2 separate regions of the Homo sapiens genome follow, and region 1 is linked to region 2. A link is an interaction called in ENCODE POLR2A ChIA-PET data of the cell type or tissue named here. Cell type or tissue: PC-9. All regions are shown on one strand.

What was found. ChIA-PET counts read pairs that join two places held together with the same protein. Peaks named below come from ENCODE experiments on the same cell type or tissue, not always from the same donor. Only the 100,000 strongest peaks of a DNase experiment are listed, where the experiment ranks them.
Region 1: POLR2A ChIA-PET joins it to region 2 with 14 read pairs; 6 of 35 experiments call an interaction of 5 or more read pairs at or near these places.

What each region holds. Positions count from the first base shown.
Region 1 is chr10:92,246,459-92,254,458 of GRCh38, reverse strand. All of the region lies in intron 1 of CPEB3 (cytoplasmic polyadenylation element binding protein 3), which reads left to right. Among named protein-coding and RNA genes, the nearest start is that of CPEB3, 41 kb to the left of the region's middle. In PC-9, no CTCF peak of the experiment used is centred here; no DNase peak of the experiment used is centred here.
Region 2 is chr10:92,098,343-92,106,342 of GRCh38, reverse strand. All of the region lies in intron 7 of CPEB3 (cytoplasmic polyadenylation element binding protein 3), which reads left to right. Among named protein-coding and RNA genes, the nearest start is that of BTAF1, 180 kb to the right of the region's middle. RefSeq lists an enhancer at 4,643-4,942. In PC-9, no CTCF peak of the experiment used is centred here; DNase peaks (open chromatin) are centred at 4,332 and 4,842; H3K27ac peaks cover 431 bases.

The DNA.
Region 1 (8,000 bases), 150 kb before region 2:
TGCTCCCTTTTCTCTTATTCTGTTCTCAAACTTAGTCATGTCTAGAATTACTTAACAGATCATCACTCAGAAGATGTGGACTTCCTGCATGTAAATTGCCTTAGCTTTTAACATTTTTAAAAGCTTTCTAGGTTACCTAGGGAATATTGAATAATTGACCAAAATTATTATTTCTTTTCTTAGACTGTGAGCTCTTTGAAGTCAAGGAACTTTGCATTTTTTTTTTTTTAAAGGCAGGGTCTCACTCTGTTGCCCAGGCTGAGGTGCATTGACACAATCATGGCTCACTGCAGCCTCAACTTCCTGGGATCAAGCAGTCCTCCCACCTCAGCCTCCTGAGTACCTGGGACCACAGGTGCACATCACCATGCTCAGCTAATTTTTAAATATTTTGTAGAGATAAGGTCTCACTATATTGCCTAAGGTGGTCTCAAACTCTTGGGCTCAAGTGATTCTCCTAGTTCAGCCTCCCAAAGTTCTGGGATTACAGGCATGAGCTACCATGCCTGGCCACAGAATTTTGAGTCTTTACAAACTCAAATCTTTACATTTGGTGCCTCTAGTACAGCCTGGCACATAGGGAACCCCTAGTTTATTTCTTTAGCTTAAATGACACAGACCTAAGGCTCCCCCTCCTATTTGGCCAGATCATACTATTTTTTTCTCTTTACCTTTACAAATATATTGTGTGTTTTGTAAACTTTAATAAATTTTTTTGAGGCAGAGTCTCACTGTCACCCAGGCTGTAGTGCAGTGGCACAATCACAGCTCACTGCAGCCTCAAACTCCCTGGGCTTTGGTGATGATTCCACCTCAGCCTCTCAAGTAGCTGGGACTATAGGCACATGCCACCATGCCTGGCTAATTTTTCTATTTGTATTTTTGTAAACTTTATGGAAGTACTGTATAACATGTACAGAAAATTACACAAAAAATAAATGTTTAGTTTTCTGAATTTTCTTTTCTTTCTTTTCTTTTTTTTTTTTTTTTTTTTTGTTTTGAGACAGAGTCTTGCTCTGTTGTCAGGCTGGAGTGCGGTGGTGCGATCTCGGCTCACTGCAACCTCCACCTCTCGGGTTCAAGTGATTCTCCTGCCTCAGCCTCCCGAGTAGCTGGGACAACAGGCGTGTGCCACCACACCTGGCTAATTTTTGTATATTTAGTAGAGATGGCATTTCACCATGTTGGCCAGGATGGTCTTAATCTCTTGACCTTGTGATCCGCCTGCCTCGGCCTCCCAAAGTGCTGGGATTACAGGCGTGAGCTACCGTGCCCAGCCTAGTTTTCTGAATTTTCAAAGTGAACACCCAGTTCAACAAACAGAATAAGTATGTCACCAGCATCACTGAAGTCCCCTTTTATGTTCCCTAGCAATCATTATTTCCCTGTAAAGGCAATTACTATCTTGACTTCTAATACTGTAAATTAGTTTTATTATAACTTTAAGTTGGAGGTTGCAGTGAGCTGTCATCACACCACTTCACTCCAGCCTAGGCAACAGAGCGAGACCCTGTCTCAAAAAAAAAAGGAACTTTAAGTGGAATCATATAGCATATAGTATATACTTTTTTGCATCAGACATTTCACTTAGCATTGCATTCATGCAATTTATGTATGCTGTTTTATACAGTTGGAGTCAGGCCAGGCACAGTGGCTCACACATGTAATCTCAGCACTTTGGGAGGCCGAGGTGGGAGGATCACTTGAACTCAGGAATTTGAGATGAGCCTGGGCAACACGGCAAAACCCTCATCTCTACAAAAACATACAAAAATTAGCCAGGCATGGTGGCAGGCACCTGTAGTCCCAGCTACAAAAAATAAAAATTAAAAAAAAAAAGTTGGCATCTATTCATTATCTTTGCCTTATCATATTCCATTATATGAGTCCCTCACAAATTTATTTATCCATTCTATTACAGATGGATATTTGGGTTGTTTTCAGGTTTGGCTATTATGAATAATGCTGCTTCGAACATATCTTGGTGAACATGTCTGCATTTCTATTGGGTGTATAGCTAGAGGCTAAATTGCTGGGTCATAAGGTTTGTGAATGTTTAGCTTTAATAGACACTGCTAAATGATTTTGCATTGTGGTTGTATAGTTATACCGAACTATACTTTCACCAGCATTGTTTGAAAAATGGGTTGCTTAAAAAAAGGAGGGGTTGCTCCCATCCTTGCTAATGCTTGGTATTGTCTGCCTTTTCCAGTTCTAGCCATTCTGATTTTATTCTGCCTTTTTTTGTTTCTGTTGATTAGTGAGGTAGAGCACCTTTTCATATGCTTTTTGGTCATTTGAATATCTTTCGGTGAAATCTTTTGCCTATTCTTGGGGGGATATTTACTCTTATTGATTTGTAGGAGTCCTTTATATATTCTGGTTACAAGTCTTTTGTTGAAAAAAAATATATATAGAGAGAGAGAGCATATATTCTCCCATTCTGTGAGTTTTTATTCGAATACTGTCTTACTTATGGTTACTGGTTTTGTGACTTCTTTTTTTTTTTTTTCTTTTTGAGATGGAGTCTTGCTGTGACACCCAGGCTGGAGTGCAGTGGCGTGATCTCGGCTCACTGCAACCTCTCCCTCCTGGGTTCAAACTATTCTCATGCCTCAGTCTCCCGAGTAGCTGGGATTACAGGCACCCATCACCACATCCGACCTTTTTTTCTTTCTGTTGGTGTCCCCTTCCAGGATGGGACCTGTTTAATAAATTGTTGATTCTCCCAGGTTTTCTTTTAAGGGCTTTTTTGTTTATATTTTACAATTAGGCCTACAATCCATCTGGAATTGATTTTTGAATATAGTGTTGTAAGTATAAAGGTCTCTTTTTTGCCATATGGATATTCAGTTGACTCGAATACCCTTTATTGAAAAGACCATCTTTTCATTACTGCTTCGTCTTTTCATTACTGTTACTGTTTTTGGAATTCTGGGGATCATACATAGATCCACCTATTTCTAGACTTTTTAATTTTGTTCTGTTTATTTGCTTATCCTGTTCCAATAACTTTAAATCTCAGTATTTAAAGTCAGTTAGCAAAGAAGAGAGAGAGAGAGAGAGAGAAGAGGAGAGAAGAGAGAAGAGAGAATACAATCCCACATGTTAGAAAACTAAGAAAGGACAGCATGAAGGAAGGAGGAAAAGGGAAGAAGGTACAGTCATGTGTTGCTTACCAACAAAGGGGATACTTTCTGAGAAATGCATCGTTAGGTGATTTTTTTGTGTCAGTTGTCATAAAGTGTACTTACACAAACCTAGATGGTAGAGCCTACTACCCACATAGGCTGTATAGTACAGCCTTTTGCTTCTAGCTTACAAACGTGTACAGCATGTTACCCCACAGAATGTTGTAGGCAGTTGTAACACAATGGTAGGTATTTGTATATCTAAACTTCAGAAGGGTACAGTAAAAATACAGTATAGGCTGGGCATGGTGGCTCATGCCTGTAATCCTAGCACTTTGGGAGGCTGAGGTGGGCGGATTGCCTGAGCTCAGGAGTTCAAGACCAGCCTGGGCAACGAAAGTTTCCCAAGAGATGGGAGTGAAACTCCATCTCTATTAAAGATACAAAAAAAAAAAAAAAAAAAAAAAAATTAACTGTGTGTGTGGTGGCAGGCGCCTGTAGTCCCAGCTACTTGGGATGCTAAGCCATGAGAATTGCTTGAACCTGGGAGGTGGAGGTTGCAGTGAGCCGCAATTATGCCACTGCACTCCAGCCTGGGCAACAGAGTGAGACTCTGTCTCAAAACAAACAAACAAAAAATGGTATAAAGGATACATATATTAAAAAAGGTACACATGTATAGGGCACTTACCATGAATTGAGCTTGCAGGAATGGAAGTTGTTCTAGTGTGAGTCAGTGAGTGAGCAGTAAATGAATGTGAAGGCGTAGGATTTTACTATATACTACTGTAGACTTTATAAACATTGTACACTTAGGCCACACTAAATTTATAAAAAGAACTTTTCTTCAATAATAAATTGACCCCCCTCCAAGAAAATTGACCTTAGCTTATTGCAATATTTTAACTTTTTAAACTTTTAAATTTTTTTTTTAAAAATTGGCCGGGTACAGTGGCTCACGCCTATAAATCCCAGCACTTTGGGAGGCTGAGGGTGGGCGGATCACGAGGTCAGGAGATGGAGACCATCCTGGCTAACACGGTGAAACCCCGTCACTACTAAAAATACAAAAATTAGCCGGGTGTGGTGGAGTGCGCCTGTAGTCCCAGCTACTCGGGAGGCTGAGGCAGGAGAATGGCGTGAACCCAGGAGGCCGAGCTGGCAGTGAGCTCAGATCGCGCCACTGCACTCTAGCCTGGGCGACAGAGCAAGACTCTGTCTCAAAAGAAAAAAAATTGACACTTGTAATAACAGCTTAAAATAAAAATATATTGTATAGCTATATAACATATATATATATATATATGAGATGGAGTCTCACTCTGTTGTCCAGGCTGGAGTGCAGTGGTGTGATCTGGGCTCACTGCAACCTCCGACTCCCAAGTTCAAGCGATTCTCCTGCCTCAGCCTCTGAAGTAGCTGGGACTACAGGTGCCTGCCACCACGCCCAGCTATTTTTTTGTATTTTTAGTAGAGACAGGGTTTCACCATGTTGACCAAGGCTGGTTTCAAACTCCTTACCTCAAGTAATCTTCCTGCTTCGGCCTCCCAAAGTGCTGGGAATACAGGCATGAGCCACCGCTCCTGGCCCAAAAATATTTTTTATACCCTTATTCTATAAACTTTTTTCAACTTTTAAAATTTCTAATTTTTTTTTACTTTTTTATTTTTTATTTTTATTTTTGAGAGTCTCACTCTGTTGCCCAGGCTGGAGTGCAATGGTGTGATCTCAGCTCACTGCAACCTCCACTTCCCAAGTTCAAGTGATTCTCCTGCCTCAACCTCCCGAGTAGTTGCGATTACAGGCATGCACCACCTTTCTACTAAAGAGTACACTGTAAAATAATGATAAAAAGTAAATACATGAACCAACAACAGTAATTTATTATAATTATCAAGTATTTTGTACTGTACATAATTGTATGTGCTATAATTTTTTTTTTTTTTTTTGAGACGGAGTCTCGCTCTGTCACCAGACTGGAGTGCAGTGGCACGATCTTGGCTCACTGCAACCTCTGCCTTCAGGATTCAAGAGATTCTCCGGCCTCAGCCTCCTGAGTAGCTGGGACTACAGGCACGTGCCACCATGCCCTGCTAATTTTTTTGTGTTTTTAGTAGAGATGGGGTTTCACCATGTTGGCCAGGATGGTCTCAATCTCCTGACCTCGTGATCCGCCTGCCTTGGCCTCCCAAAGTGCTAGAATTACAGGCATGAGCCACCATGCCCGGCCTTATGTGCTATAATTTTATAAAACTGGCAGCACAGTGGCTTTGTTTACACCAGTATCACAACAAATACATGAGTGATGCTTTTGCACTATGACATTGACAGCTACAAAGTGAGGAGGTGATTGGAATTTTTCAGCTTCATTATAATCTTTGGGACCATCATTGTGTATGTGGTTTGACTGGAATATTGTTAATGCTATGCATGACTGTATATCCAGAAAGAGTGGTCAGTTATGTCAATGTTGCTGCAAGGTCAAGCAAGATAGACTGACAAACATCCATTGGACTTAGCTCAGGGCGTCTATTATAATCTTGGAGAAACAATTTCTGTGGAAGGGCGGGGTGTGTGTCTGTTACTTCATGATGGTAATCAAATAGTCTGCATACTACTGAACATCATAAAAGCCAAAATGGTTTTCTATTTTATACCACTCCCCTTCCCATCCTTGCAGCTAAGGGAAAATTAATTGCTCTTCTAAATGAATTTAATACTTAACTTGAACCTGGCTGTTTTAAGTAATAGAAAAACTATGCTTTATTCATCCATCCATTTATCCGTATATTTAGCAAGCATGTATAGTGCACCTACCAACTACCCAGGACATATAAGCATTGTGCTAGGGATGTAAGTAGGGAAGGAAAAGAAGGAAGGAAGCTCAAAATGATGTATTTGACCCATGTACAGTTGTCCTTTCTTATCTGTGGGTTCCATATCCACATATTCTTTGATTCAACCAACCACAGATCAAAAATATTTGGAAAAAAAAGTGAATGCTTGCATTTGTACTGAACACGTACAAACTTTTTTTGTCATTATTCCCTAAACAATATAGTATAACAACTATTTACATAACACTTACATTGTATTAGGTATTATAAGTAACCTAGAGATGATTTAAAGTATACAGGAGGATGTGCATAGGTTGTATGCAAATACTATGCCATTTTACATAAGGAACTTACTTGAGCATCCATGGATTTTGATATTTGGTGGGGTAGGGGGTTTGGAACTACGCCCACAAGATACCGAGGAATAACTATGTATCTCAGTGAGTTAATTCTGTGAAGTATTTTTATAGCCTTTAATGGCTACTCCAAAGGGGTTTATGCTGTGAGGCAGAGGTTGCAGTGAGCCAAGATCACACCACTGCACTCCAGCCTAGATGACAGAGCAAGACTCTGTCTCAAAGAAAAACAAAAACAAAAACAAAACAAAGGATGGGGGGCAGTGGTTTAAGGTGAAGTTCTGTGATCTCAAGATAAAATTTCAGAAAGTGCCTCTTTTTTGGCTAGGTGCGTTGGCTCACACCTGTAATCCCAGCCTTTGGGAAGCTGAGGCAGGTGGATCTCTTGAGGTCAAGAGTTCGAGACCAGCCTGGTGAACAAGGTGAAACCCCGTCTCTACTTAAAATATAAAAATTAGCCTGTAATCCCAGAACTTTGGGAGGCCAAGGTGGGTGGATCACCTGAGGTCGGGAGCTCGACACCAGCCTGACCAACACGGAGAAACCCCATCTCTACTAAAAATACAAAATTAGCTGGGCATGGTGGCACATGCCTGTAATCCCAGCTACTCGGGAGGCTGAGGCAGGAGAATCGCTTGACCTGGGGAGGCAAAGGTCATGGTGAGCTGAGATCGCGCCACTGCACTCCAGCCTGGGCAACAAGAGTGAAACTCCATCTCAAAACAAATAATAAAATAAAATAAAATAAAATAATTAGGCTTGGTGGTGCGTGCCTGTAGTCCCAACTACTCAAGATGCTGAGGCAGGAGAATTGCTTGAACCTGGGAGGTGGAGGTTGCAGTTAGCTGAGGTTGTGCCACTGCACTCCAGCTTGGGCGACACAGCAAGACTCTGTCTCAGAAAAAACAATAAAAAAATAAAGAAGGTACCTCTTTTATGGTTAAGTAAAAAAACAACATTTCAGTAGAGAAGGGCTTTGTTCTTGTGGAGGGTTCTCTGATAATTTTTTCTTTTCTTCGTCTGTATTTATACCTTGGTGCTTATGTTCGAGTCATTTTCTTTTTAGATTTGAGGCTCATTTTAGGGGAAAAAAAGCAGAGATTAGTGTGTTTTTCAATACAATACAATCCCATTAAGTATGGGCAGTGTTAATTATGGTTTAACAAGGGTTAGAGCCAAAGTTTATTTTTGTCCATTGTGCATATTAATAGACCTGCACTTGGAGTTAGGTGGATTAACAAATGCCCAGAGAAACCATTTCAAGTCATAACTTTGAAAGGAATAACTTAAAAATTTCTATGTTACTGATTACAAGTTGACATCCTAGGCCGGGCGTGGTGGCTTATGCCTGTAATCCCAGCACTTTGGGAGGCCGAGGCGGGTGGATCATGAGGTAAGGAGATCAAGACACTCCTGGCTGACACGGTGAAACCCCGTCTCTACTAAAAGTACAAAAAATTAGCTGGGCGTGGTGGTGGGTGCCTGAAACCCCAGCTACTTGGGAGGCTGAGGCAGGAGAATCGCTTGGACCCAGGAGGCGGAGGTTGCAGTGAGCCCGAGATTGTGCCACTGCACTCCAGCCTGGGCAACAGAGTGAGACTCTGTCTCAAAAAAAAAAAAAAGTTGACATCCTAATTTCAAATAATTTAAAAAATCTATTTCTTAAAGCTGTAAG
Region 2 (8,000 bases):
GGTCAAGGCACAGTACTGGTTACTGTGAACCAGAACGTACTGTGAGTTGATATAAAATCTTGTGTCCAAAAGTTAATTAAATGGTAATGAGGGAATAGCCAAAAAAAAAAAAAAAGGTTAATAGTATAATGCATAGATAAAATAAGTATAGGCTGGGTGCAGTGGCTCATGCCTGTAATCCCAGCACTTTGGGAGGCTGAGCTGGGTGGATCACTTGAGGTCAGGAGTTCGAGACCAGCCTGGCCAACATGGTAAAATCCTGTCTCTATTAAAAATACAAAAATTAGCCGGATATGGTGGTGGGCGCCTCTAATTCCAGCTACTCGGGATGTTGAGGCACAAGAATCGCTTGAACCCAGGAGGCAGAGGTTGCAGTGAGCCGACATTGCGCCATCGCACTCTAGCCTGGGTGGCAGAGTGAGACTCCATCTCATAAATAAATAAAATAAAAATACAAAAATTAGCCAGGCATGGTGGCGGACGCCTGTAATCCCAGCTACTGGTGGGCTGTGGCAGAATTGCTTGAACCCGGGAGGCAGAGGTTGCAGTGAGCTGATATTGGGCTGCTGCACTCCAGCCTGGGAGACAGAGCAGGACTCAGTCTCAGAAAAAAAAAAAAAAAAAAAACCCACAAAACAAGTATATAAATACACAGTATCTATAGAACCTAGCACATAAAAGGTTCCCAAATATTTGCCAAAGTAACAAAGATAAAACAAAAGAATAAGATACAGATTATGTACTTTGGAGAGTTCATCTATACCTAGAATGATGAAAGAAAACTTCCTGGATGAAGTGTCATTTGAATTAGGCTTGAAGGATGAGGAGAATGTGGAGTTGGCCAAGAGAAGGGTGGAAGTATAGGGAATAAAAATTTCAGAGAAAGGCAAAAACATGAACACAAAAATGGGAAATGGTGTGACATGAATGGAGAATATTTAGGTTGGTTAGATGGAGCACAAATATGTGAAAGGGAATAGAGAGAAATTAAATTGGGCAAAATAGATAGAGACTAAGTTATAGAACACCTTGATTGTCTCAGTCCTTCATTTGTGATGTGTTTACTACAGGTATTTCATTCTTTGCTTAGTACCTCTTAACACATAACTATAATTTTATCTTGGCCCATTCGAATCTGGTTTTGTATGTCCACATCTTAGAATTCACGGCTAAGCCATATCAGCATGTGTGTCATATCCCACCTCGGAAATCTTTAGCATTTCTGATCTTGATTTATTTATTTGTTTCTTGAATTCTTGGTCTAAATTGTGGTTTGGGGCTGGGCACGGTGGCTCTTGCCTGTAATCTCAGCATTTTGGGAGGCTGAGGCAGGAGGATTGCTTGAGGTCAGGAGTCCGAGGCTGCAGTGAGCTGTGATCACACCAGTGCACTCCAGCATAGGCAACAGCGAGACCCCTGTCTCTCTAAAAAAAAGAAAAGAAAAGAAATCATGGTTCGGACACCTTCCATCATAGGAATTTCTTCAAAGAAGGAATTTCTTTTCCAAAGTGAGAGACATATCTCCTATTCATTATACATTTGATTTTTTTTTTGCCCTGGGTGTCTGAATCTGCAAATTGGTCCAGAATTTCTTAGTGCTTGAATCTTTGGAAGCTGTATTTTCTTTTCAGGGAGGTCTAAAAAACGTTGCATTTCCAGCCGGGCGTGGTGCCTCACGACTATAATCCCAGCATTTTGGGAGCCAAGGCGGGCGGATTATGAGGTCAGGAGATCGAGACCGTCCTGGCTAACACGGTGAAACCCCGTCTCTACTAGAAATACAAAAAAATTAGCTGGGCGTGGTGGCAGGTGCCTGTAGTCCCAGCTACTCAGGAGGCTGAGGCAGGAGAATGGTGTGAACCTGGGAGGTGGGGCTTGCAGTGAGCCGAGATCGTGCCAGCCACTGCACTCCAGCCTGGGTGACAGAATAAGACTCCGTCTCAAAAAAAAAAAAAAAAAAAAAGTTGCATTTCCATTGTACTAAATGGTAGCTAGTGGACAAAATAGCCAACGCCACCCCTTAAGGGATAATGTTCAGTGTTTTCCAGAGTGTGTTCTGAAGAATACTTGTCCCATCAAAGACTAATCTCTTGAGAGGATCTTCGACAAAAGGTTTCCTCATAATGGTAATAGGTGTCATTTTTTGAGCACTTACTTTGTGCATTGTATATCCATTTTGTCTTTTAATTAAAGTTTCCTTAGCCAAAATCATTTGAGAAACATTGATATATTAAGGTTCTGAGAAGTCTTACAATATATACATTTGTGTAAAATTGTTTAATCCAGCATTTTACATTCCTGCTTTGGGGATGATACTCGTGCAGATTCCTGTGGAATTAGTATTCCATGAAGCTCATTCAAAGAATAGGCATCTTCCCAGGAAAAACTTAGGTAACCTGAACTTTTATGTGTACATTCCTCTCAAGAGTTTTAGTAATCAGCATGCCAGTAACAACATCCTTGTCCTAGTACCATGGAGCTGAAAGTTCACATTTATATAGACATTGGACAAAGTTGTCTGGCTGGAGTACAAGATTGCCTGAGACTGTGAACCTGAAAGTTAAAATAGCTGGATACAGTGCTAGTTTCACTGCTAACTCATTTTTCTCAAGCTTTGCTAACTGCTAGTTTTGTTAGTAGGTCCAACAAATGTCCATTGGTCATTTCTTGATGCATTGCAAACAGGCATAAAGAGTGGAGAAAAAAGAGTGGTTAGTCACTCACTAGTAAAAATTCATGTTGACTTGTTCAGGAGCCTATCTGGAAGCTGTGACTGGTGGCCAGTAGCCTGGAGGACAGGGAGCCTTGTAGGCACACAACATGATTGTAGTAGAAAGAGTACGTGTAGACTGTTTTATAAACCTGGAGTTCAGTTCCAAGATGACTTCACTCTTCTGATCCTTAGCTTCCTTAGCTCTAAAGTAGGGATAATTTTTAGAGCATATGGTGTGGTGCTGTTTAAGTGTGACTGTAAAATGCCTAGCACAGTAGTGCAATATAAGTGCTCAAAAGTGCTTTTTCTTTCAAAAGGGAATCAGCTATTATGTTTATGCTTTCTGAGTGACGAAGCAGCATCAACAGTCATGATGAACACTAGATAATTCTGATCATTGAGTGGGTCTCACCTAGTGGCATCAGAAATTTGCATTCATTAAGCCCAAGACCTTGGGCATCCACTGGTGACCAAAATATACCCTATTTTCCTACCCCTGGAAGGTAACTTTCAGTGGAGTGAGGAGAGTGATCTGGGAGCTGTAGAAGAGCAGCTGCTGGACATGTTTTGTGACACCAGTGTCAGCACCTCAGGAAAACATTTGTTTACACACCAAACGTGCACAGAGCACTCACTAATGGTTAGGCACTGTGCTGGGCAGTTGGGATCCACACAAATATATGGTTTCAGCCTTAGAGGATCTTAGAGTCCAATAGAGGGAAATAGACATATGACCAGTAAATGACCTAAGGAGCCACAGATGCTCTGAAAACCTGAAAGTTAAAATAGCTGGATAGAAGTATTAGAGGGAGTAGTTGTGACGGGGAGAGCGCTCAAAGGGCAGAGTACGCAGATGTTTCTGAGGCAGTCAGAAAAGCCTTTAGAGAGGTGTTGACTTGAGTCTTCTGAGCATAATATTTAATTGATAATGGCTTTATTAAATCAAATATAGTGCAAAGATATACATAACCATTTTCATGGGGCAGTTTATGCATGCTGTATTTCTGCACTGAGTGCCCTTATGAAACAGTATACCGAATTGTTCGAATTGTTCATCAGTAACTGAAGTTCCCAAAGGAGTTGTAAAGCCTGTAGCTTCCTTGCATCAGATAATAGGCTCTGCAGCCTGGTGATGGGGGCAGGAGTTTCCTTTTTGTACCTGGACTGTTTCCTAAACCTGAGGGTGGACTTGGAGCATCCAAGGAGGATGTGAAAGAATTTCCTAGGGTTACTTTTGGCTCCCTGTCTAGGAAGAATCCTGGCTATTTTGATGAAGATTTTCTATTTCTACTTGGAGACTACTTGTATCTAGGGAATGGGAGGAATAGTCTGAATGTGAGAGTTACAGCTTTTTGCCTTGAGGCCTGACGGAGGTCTGACTGAAGCCCCCAGAGCTACCCAGGATATAGTCTTACTAAGGCTAAAGACTCCTTTCTCTCCACTACCCCCAGAAGATGCAGGGAAGGCATCTCTTCCTCTTCAGCACTTGAGAATAATAGATAGCATCTAAACTCCTGAAACTGGCTGACCTATTTGTTAGGGAGCTATGTGGTCAAAATTACGTTGAAATGAGATGCCAATATCAGTGTGCTGTAAAGAGTCTAAACCACAATTATTGTTGTGGCTCTTAGTTTTGGTGATTAATAATAAACCAACTCCTTATGCCATGGAAGAGATAAAGATGCCTCACAAACCACAAACTAGTTTGTTTGTTTATTTATTGAGACAGAGTCTCTCTCTGTCACCCAGGCTGGAATGCAGTGGCATAATCTCGGCTCACTGCAACCTCTGCCTTCCAGGTTCAAGCGATTCTCCTGCCTCAGCATCCTAAGTAGCTGGGATTTCAGGCACATACCACCACGCCCAGCTAATTTTTGTATTTTTAGTAGAGATGGGGGTTTCACCAAGTTGGCCAGGCTGGTCTCGAACTCCTGACCTCAAGTGATCTGCCTGCCTTGGCCTCCCAAAGTGCTGGGATTACAGGTGTGAGCCATCACACCCGGCCACAAACTAGTTTATTTCTGATATTGCTGGGGCAATCCAGTCATTTTGTGAAGTCTGTGATGCTTAAAATAGAATTGCTGACAGCTGGGGTGGGTCTGAGTTCATCACCACTACAACTGAGCTGTTGCAGCTGTATGTCAGCAGACCTAGGTTTAGCTGACTCATCCTGGCTATTAGGATGAGCTGGGGTGCTGCTTCTTGTTGGGGAGAGCAGTCCTGATGGTTCTGCAGTATTGTTTTTCCAATTTATGTAGACTAAAAGGATTGTAGGATTGGGGAGAGAAAAATGGAGACTTTTTTCCTAAAGAGCTTGAGTTTGAACGGTACTGAAAAGAGGAAAAGGAAAAAAGAAATCAGAGTATGGGGGAAGTAGCTGAGCTCTGAACCAGGTCCTTTTTGGGAAAAAGAACATACGGCTTTGAGGGGGTCTTTGGTCAGATGGTTTCCCGAGCTGGCCACCTGATTGCACTGTTGACACCGAATGGTTTGCCATTTGGAACTGCCTTGAGATGAACAGATGAAAATGAAATCCTATGCAGTAGGATGTTCATGTGATGGGTGTTGTAACCTAAAGAAGGGACCATACAGAGTGAGATGTTAAAAATGAGCTTGACGATATGTATAGGTAGATGAATATCTAAATACTAAATTGTAACTGAGAGAACTCTAGCTGTAGGGATATGTGGTTATGTTGAGAAATTTGAAGTCTTGAGGTTTGTGTTAAAAACTGTTCTTGGCCGGGCACGGTGGCTCACGCCTGTAATCCCAGCACTTTGGGAAGCCGAGGCGGGTGGATCACGAGGTTAGGAGATCGAGACCATCCTGGCTAACAGGGAGAAACCCCTTCTCTACTAAAAATACAAAAAATTAGCTGGGCGTGGTGGCGGGCACCTGTAGTCCCAGCTACTTGGGAGGCTGAGGCAGGAGAATGGTGTGAACCCGGGAGGCGAAGCTTGCAGTGAGCCGAGATCGTGCCACTGCACTCTAGCCTGGGCTACAGAGCGAGACTCTGTCTCAAAACAAAACAAAAAAACAAAAACCATTCTTATTGGCTGGGCGTGGTGGCTCATGCCTGTAATCCCAGCACTTTGTGAGGCTGAGGTGGGCGGATCACCTGAGGTCAGGAGTTCGAGACCAGCCTGACCAACATGGAGAAACCCAGTCTCTACTAAAAATACAAAAAAATTAGTGGGGCGTGGTGGCGCATGCCGGTAATCTCAGCTACTTGAGAGACTGAGGCACGAGAATCACTTGAACCTGGGAGGCAGAGGTTGCAGTGAGCAGAGATCGTGCCATTGCACTCCAGCCTGGGCAACAAGAGTGAAACTCTGTCTCAAAAAACAAACAAACAAAAAAAAACCTATGTTTTCTCCTTGCTGCTGGGGGGAAACAAATATGTTTTCTCCCTGTGGCAAGGGGGGAAAACAAAAACAAAAAATTGTGTTTTCTCTTATCCTGTAATTAAATTAGATACAACAAAAATGTTTTCCTGAGACAAGGGCTGGTTCTGTCGCCCAGGCTGGAGTGCAGTGGCTTAATCATAGCTCGCTGCAACCTCAAACTCCTGGGCCTAAACGATCTTCCCACCTTAGCCACCACATCTAGCTAATTTTGAAAAGGTTTTCATAGAGACAGGGTCTCACTATGCTGCCCAGGCTGGTCTCGAACTCTTGGCCTCAAGTAGTCCTTCAGCCTTGGCCTTCCAAAATGCTGAGATTATATAGGCATGAGCCACCATGCCTGGCCAGAAATGCTTCTTTTTTTTTTGAGACGGAGTTTCACTGCCCAGGCTGGAGTGCAATGGCGTGATCTCAGTTCCCTGCAACCTCTGCCTCCCAGATTCAGGCAATTCTCCTGCCTCAGCCTCCCGAGAAGCTGGGATTTTAGGCACCTGCCACCACATCCAGCTAATTTTTTGTATTTTTTTTTTTTTTAGTAGAAATGGGGTTTCACCATGTTGGCTAGACTGGTCTGGAACTCCTGACCTCAGGTGATCCACCTGCCTTGGCCTCCCAAAGTGCTGAGATTACAGGCATGAGCCACCACGCCTGGCCAAAAATGCATTTTATATTTAATTTTAACTAAGAGGTTCTGGTCAATTGTCAATGAAATTTTCATTTTAGGAAATGATGTTATCATATAGCATTCTGTTTAAAGAAATAATGCATAGTAGAGGTCAGGCACGGTGGCTCATGCCTATAATCCTAGCACTTTGGGAGGCTGAGGTGGGCAGATTGCTTGGGCCCCTAAGTTCAAGATCAGCCTGGGCAACATGGCAAAACCCTGTCTCTACAAAAAATACAAAAATTAACTGGGCATGGTGGCGCATGCCTGTACTCCATGTACTACTGTACTCTAGCCTGGGTGACAGACTGAGACCCTGTCTCAAAAAAAAAAAAAAAGACGAAAAGACCCATATTGCATGTCTTGTTTTTCCTAGCCCTTGACCTAATCGTATCCCTATTAATGACCTTTAGTTTTAAGTAGGATGAAACTTTAGTTTTTATATGGAGCTATAATTATTTTGCTCTTTATTGATAAAAATTTCAAACTGGGCTAGGCATGGTGGCTCACGCCTGTAATCCCAGCACTTTGGGAGGCTGAGGCGGGCAGATCACTTGAGGTTAGGAGTCTGAGACCAGCCTGGCCAACATGGTGAAACCCTGTCTCTACTAAAAATACAAAAATTAACTGGGCATTGGGGCAGGCGCCTGTAATCCCAGCTACTCGGGAGACCAAGGCAGGAGAATTGCTTGAACCCGGGAGATGGAGGTTGCAGTGAGCTGAGATTGCACCACTGCACTCCAGCCTGCTTGACAGAGCCAGACTCCATCTCAAAAAAAAAAAAAAAAAAAGAAAAAAAGAAAAATAGTTAAACTGGTTTGGTAACATATCTTTTATACAGTTTAGCCAGAAAACTTTCAGTTCTTTGAACAGCTATCTAATGTTTCAGTTTAGTATACTCTTAATCATTTAAAGTTAAACTCTATAGAAGCGAACTTTTCAGAGCAATAGCAAGAAATAAGTGAGGAAAAGGCCTGGGATGGAGTGAAGTTTCTGAAAACTTCACACTGAGGTGGTTGAATCACCTGATTTTGAGACCATCCCGACCAACATGGAGAAACCCCGTCTCTACTAAAAATACAAAATTAGCCAGGCGTGGTGGTGCATGCCTTGTAATCCCAGCTACTTGGGAGGCTGAGGCAGGAGAATCTCTTGAACCTGGGAGGCAGAGGTTGTGGTGAGCCAAGATCGTGCCTTTGCACTCCAGCCTGGGCAACAA